Linked DNA regions of Homo sapiens: region 2 is linked to region 1. A link is a contact called in ENCODE Hi-C or POLR2A ChIA-PET data. All regions are on one chromosome and are shown on one strand. The core of a region is the stretch at or near the end of the contact, and the rest is flanking DNA. Distances in the headings are between cores, read along the strand shown.

Evidence for each region. Hi-C counts contacts between places; a loop is a spot of excess contacts on that map. ChIA-PET counts read pairs that join two places held with the same protein, here RNA polymerase II (POLR2A). Pooled maps may share reads with other maps.
Region 2: a loop to region 1 is called in a map of K562, with 2.4 times the contacts of the local background. The contact joins the promoter of FAM170A here to the enhancer-like site in region 1. A Hi-C loop is called at or near these places in 1 of 168 maps with a recorded cell type or tissue (K562), 4 of 37 single-sample maps with no recorded cell type and 4 of 50 pooled maps. POLR2A ChIA-PET finds 5 or more read pairs at or near these places in 3 of 52 experiments (HEK293, Panc1 and activated T-cell).

Annotation. Positions count from the first base shown.
Region 1 is chr5:119,469,055-119,471,985 of GRCh38, reverse strand. All of the region lies in intron 2 of HSD17B4 (hydroxysteroid 17-beta dehydrogenase 4), which reads right to left. It also overlaps the pseudogene LOC124901215. Among named protein-coding and RNA genes, the nearest start is that of HSD17B4, 18 kb to the right of the region's middle. RefSeq lists enhancers at 697-1,428, 1,429-2,160. Within about 2 kb of position 1,390, at least 2 of the 41 ENCODE cell types and tissues checked have a DNase peak (open chromatin) inside an H3K27ac peak, as active enhancers do.
Region 2 is chr5:119,628,138-119,631,068 of GRCh38, reverse strand. It overlaps FAM170A (family with sequence similarity 170 member A), which reads right to left and starts at 1,511. Exons shown (of 5, transcript NM_001367956.1): 1 at 1,231-1,511. The coding sequence starts at 1,300.

The sequences.
Region 1 (2,931 bases), core at 141-2,640:
CTATTTGCAGGAAAATCTACAGAGGGACACACAAATGTATAAGAATGGTGTTTGCCCTCAAAGAGTTTATAATCTATTGAAAGTTAAGTATGCGATGGCCACAGTAATACACAGATTTTAGCATAAAGTGTATATCCAAGCCAACATAATCAAATAAGAACAAATATCAAAGTTAATTTACACAATAATTTATGAAAAAATTTACAAAATAACATGCAAAAACTAATAAAAAGATACATAGATAAATGCCAAATAACTTGGAAAAACAGAACTTAAGAGAATTACTTGAAACAAAGAATCTGCATTGTGAAATGATCTTCTCCATAGGGTTATTGCATAGATTTTGAAAGCTGTAACAATAAAAAAGTTACTAATTAATAAATAGCATAATGGTATACATGAAAATGTAATAGTTATGATTAACACAATTTTTTTTAAACAAGATTTTTTTTTCTTCTGAAAAACTGCTCTTTTTAAAACTGGGGTGAGAGTTGAAAGTGGAATTGGATAAATAAGTAATGGGATAATATGGAGAAAAAGCCAATGCCTAAAATTAGCTAAGGCATATATATTTTCACTTAACTTTTTAAAAACAGGAAATGAGTTTTTCAAAATGTGGACTGAGATTTTTTTTTGATAGTATAATATGATAAGTCTTACTGAAAATAAAAATGTTACAAGACACAAAATAATAGAAAGAGGCTTGTATTATCCCTCAAGAGATGGAAAAAGTGTTAGGATTCTCAAAAGACTGAATTCTTATTAATTGTTCATTTCAATGCAATTATTCAAATGACAGGAAACAACCAGTTAAAAAAATCAAGATTTTAAGACAGTTAACAGTCTTTTATGACCCTTTTTAAGCACAAGAAAGTTCAAAAGCAAATTAGAAAACGTGATACTTAAGTGAAGAAAGCATTGTTTGATTGTGCAATGAAACACTACCCCCAAGTGGAAATTTTACAAAGCGCAACCAGGCAGGCAAGCATTGAAAGCTGGATAAATAATTTATTGAGATCAATCATGGGTAGTTAAATAATATTGGGGTAAATTTATCTCAAACAAATCTCTACATTAGAGACCACTAAATTGACACTGACCCACTCAGCAATCCCATTATCACCAGAGCGAAATCACAGAAATTAAAATCTTAACTAGAAAATACTGGTTAGATGTCATCAAGATGGCCAACTAGAGGTGCCCAATCCTTGTCTCCTCCGCAGAGAAGAATCAAAACAACAAATAACAGCACTTCAGGTAGAATGTCTAAGAGAGAACATGAAAATTCAGCAAGGAAGTGACAAAAACCCTCTGAGGCACAGAAACTCTGCATGGCAGCTTAGAGGGGGAAGTGAAGCATCCAGATGGAATCAGCTTAGAGCTGACAGGGACTTCCCATTGTGGGCAAAAGGTTAAGTGGGGGACACCCAAGAGTCGCCATTACCATCACAAATACCTGTAATCACAGACCCTGAGCTCAGTATAGGAACCTGCCTGGAGTATACACAGCTGAATTGCTCCTGAAAAGAAACACAAGCTGAGTCCTCCCTATCCCATGAGACCCAAGCTGTTACAGTATGACACCATTTTGGTAATGGAACCACTGCTGGTGTGCATTCTGACCTGGAGGCCAATAGCCCAGACACCTCCACATCCTAGGGGTGCCATCTGCCATCATCCCACCATGCCCACACAGAAGGCTGCAGGATCATGACCCCAGCTAGTTTCAGTGGTACCACTATGACCTCAGCACCTGAGTCCATGCAGCACCCTACACTCCAAAAAAAAAAACAGACATTCAAGTACAATGGGGACGCTGCCACCAGGAAGAGAAAGGCTGACATACGCATTCCCCAGAGACTGAGAATTAGCCTGGCCAGCATCTATCACCTCAAGCAACCATGACCTATCTAGCAGTAGAGCAACCATGTGCCACATGTGCCCCATATGGACCAAGACAACTGACACCACCAGCAACCCTTCCCCCTCCCATGGAGGATCTACCATGCACCATGCTCACCCACCAGGGACAGACAACTAACCCATCTGGCAATCCCTGTTCCCAGCAAAACCATGCCACTGTCTCCACAAACCCCAAAGTCAAGGCCACTGAGGCACATACAGACACTGTTGATGTTGATTACAGCCAAAGAAATCACAAGGCAATTACACATCTGTGCCCAACCAGAAGCTAAACCAAACACCTAACCTAACTGATACATAGAGAAAAAAGTCTTTCCCTACAAAAGTTAATTCATAAAAGGGGAAGATACGACTGTTCTACTAGACACACAAATATCAATGTAGGAACAAAAGAAACATGGAAAAACAGGCCAGGTGCAGTGGCTCACGCCTGCAATCCCAGCACTTTGGGAGGCCCAGGCAGGTGGATCACTTGAGGTCAGGAGTTTGAGACCAGTATGGCCAACATGATGAAACTACATTTCTACTAAAAATAACAAAAATTAGCCAGGCGTGGTGGTGGACACCTGTAGTCCCAACTACTAAGGAGGCTGAGGCAGGAGAATTGCTTGAACCAGGAGGCAGAGGTTGCAATGAGCCGAGACCGCGCCACTGTACTCCAGCCTGGGCAACAGAGTGAGACCCTGTCTCTAGGTGGATAAATAAAGAAATAAAAATAGATACCTTTCTTTAAACACTTTTTTTAAGTTAAAAAAAAAAAAGAAACATGGAAAAACAGGGAAACACAACACCTCCAAAGAAACACAACTCTCCAGTAACAAACCTAAATAGAAGAAAATCTACGAAATTCCTGAAAGGGAATTCAAAATGATGATCTTAAGGAAATCCAGTGAGATACAAGAAAAATATAGATAGATAATACAAGAAAATCAGAAAAACAATTCATTATCTAAATGAGAAATTCAACAAAAAGATATATATATCATTAAAAAAAACAGAGCTTAAGAA
Region 2 (2,931 bases), core at 262-2,761, 160 kb before region 1:
CTTACCCTGTGCTTCATTTCCTCTGGGAAGTCCCACACTGTGGATTCACAAACTCTATTGGATTAATTGGTTAATTCTTCCCGCTGAAGCAATCAAACCTCCGTGGTTTCACTATGACGCCATCCCTAAACAAGTGTTTAATCTACTTTCTAACAAGCATTTCACTTCTCAAGATATTTTTCAACAAGGCCTTTAACTCATTGGGCTACTCTCGTTTCTGCTAAAAGGTGTAGTGCAAATCATAGACTTCTACCAGCACCCTTCACACCTTCCACCTCAGTCACCCCAGAGAAAGAGCAAATAAAGAGAATACGAGAGAAAGATGAGACTCAGGCTGCATCACTGGGTCTTTGTAAGTGGGTCCCCCGCCTGCCTGAGACTGGCATAGTTCCAGGTACCAGCAGCCCCAGAGCAAAAGTTCTCAGCCCAGCAGGGTTGGCTTTCTGTGTGCCAGTGGCATCTGAACTTCCTGTCCGTCTCACATCTGGGTACCCTCAAGATGGATGTGCGGGCATCAGCCAACAGCCAGGTCTTCCCCTCCCTACTGCATAGGTGGTACATTCTCCTCAGTTTCTCCTCCCTAAAGAAGGCTCAGGCTGGCCGGGAGCGATGGCTCACGCCTATAATCCCAGCACTTTGGGAGGCCGAGGCAGGTGGATCATGAGGTCAGGAGATCGAAACCATCCTGGCTAACACGGTGAAACCCTGTCTCTACTACAAATACAAAAAAAAAAAAAAAAAAAAAAATTAGCCAGGCGTGGTGGCGGGCGCCTATAGTCCCAGCTACTCGGGAGGCTGAGGCAGGTGAATGGCGTGAACCTGGGAGGCGGAGCTTGCAGTGAGCCGAGCTCACACCACTGCACTCCAGCCTGGGCGACAGAGCAAGACTCTGTCTCAGAAACGAAAAAAAAAAAAAAAAGGAGGCCGAGGCAGGCGGATCAGGAGGTCAGGAGATCGAGACCATCCTGGCTAACACGGTGAAACCCCGTCTCTACTAAAAATACAAAAAATTAGCCGGGCGTGGTGGTGGGCACCTGTAGTCCCAGCTACTCGGGAGGCTGAGGCAGGAGAATGGCGTGAACCCGAGAGGCAGAGCTTTCAGTGAGCCAAGATCGCGCCACTGCACTCCAGCCTGGGCGATAGAGCGAGACTCCGTCTCAAAAAAGAAAAAGAAGGCGGCTCAGGCTGGCCAGTGACGCTTGTGCCCCAGAAAGTTTGCCCCGCACATACCTCCTCCCTTCTCAGCGGTTTCCTGGGACTCTTCATTTTCCAAATGTTTCCTCTTTTGTCGTCGTTTCATGATATCAGCTAGAAGAGTTTCTAGAAGATGCTTAATGTCCACCTCCCACTTTTTCCTGTAGATTGGCCCTTCTTGGCTCTCAGGAAATTCATTAAAAAGATTCAGTACGAGTAAACGTAGTTGAATCTCCGAGATAGCTAAAGAACTCAGACCGCTTAGTGAAGGAGCAGCACTGCCCAGTGCCCACTACACTGCAGGGCTGTTAAGGTTCAAAGGTCACCAGGCCCATCGCAGATTCTCTGACATCAATGATGACATCACGGCGTTCTACGGACCTAGGTCCAACACAGTCTGTGCAACTGCAGAGACATCATTTTCAAAAACAATTCCTTTTTTCCAATAGAAGTCCTCTAATGAATTCAACTCTCCCGTATTTCAAATGTGGCAGAATATTTTGAGATGTTAACATGTTCTGTTTAATTTTTTTCTTTTCTTCTTTTTTTTTCACCCTTTCCCTTCTGGACTCAAGCAGGTAGCAGGCTTTGTGTTCATTGCTCAGAGGAGGGGTATGGCAGGGCTGAAAGCAGCAATAGCATGTTAATCATCTTGACTTTTCTTTCTTTTTTTTTTTTTTGTTGTTTTTATTTTGTTTTGTTTGTTCAGAGACAGGGTCTCTCTCTGTTGCCCAGGCTGGATTGCAGTGGTGTGATCATAGGGTCACTTCAGCCCCTAGGCTCAAGTGATCATCACACTTCAGCCTCCCGAGTAGCTGGGACAACAGGCACCAGACACGAGGCACCACACCCGGCTAATTTTTTTTTTTTTTTTTTTTTTTGAGAAACAGGGTCTCAGTATGTTGCCCAGGTTGGTCTTGAACTCCTAGCCTCAAGCTATCCTCCTGCCTCAGGCTCCCAAAGTGCTAGGATTGTAGGCATGAGCCACCACACCCCACCTGACTTTTATTTCTAAAATCTCAAACTCTGTAGGAAAGAGGAAAGTTAGCAGAAACATAACGGAAGCAGGATTTTTTTTAACTAGGCATGCCCCCTTCTTGCTCTACTATAGTGTTGAGAGGTACTGATTAGGTCAGAGAGAGAGAGGGATCTTCAAACTATGGAGGAGAGGAGCCCTCTAAAATGTGGCTGAAGAGGTACATGTGGCAAAAACTTCAAGAAGGGCTGCCTGTATTATGCGTACAGGCAGAATCATGGCGACCTATCTCACACATGGCATAGGAGCCACACCACCTAAAGACTCCCTGGCAGCTGAGCTGATGGGCATCTAAACTTCAGCTGTATGCTCCAATAACCAGAGACTATGCTCTCACCCCACCCTCAAAACCTCAGCCCTGTATGATTTCCAAATAGGGAGGGGTGGAAATCCAAAGAGGACATCAACAGAACCAAGGCTTAAATTACAAATTAAATGGAGTTACATAAGAAAATTGCATACTATTTCCTGCACATCTCTGCTCATGGGCTGAAATGTATACCAGTTATAAGTGGCAACCCATCTGGATCTTCCTGATTCCAATCTAAAATTAGAGACACCTTATTTGGGGCAGTGGCCCCAGTCCAGTGGGACTATTAGTTGACAAGTATGAGGGGGACTCCCAGAAATCACTGCATTAAAAAAGCAGTAGAAATACCCAGAGGACCAAGATGGGCCCAAATTTGAAAGGGCACTGCAGA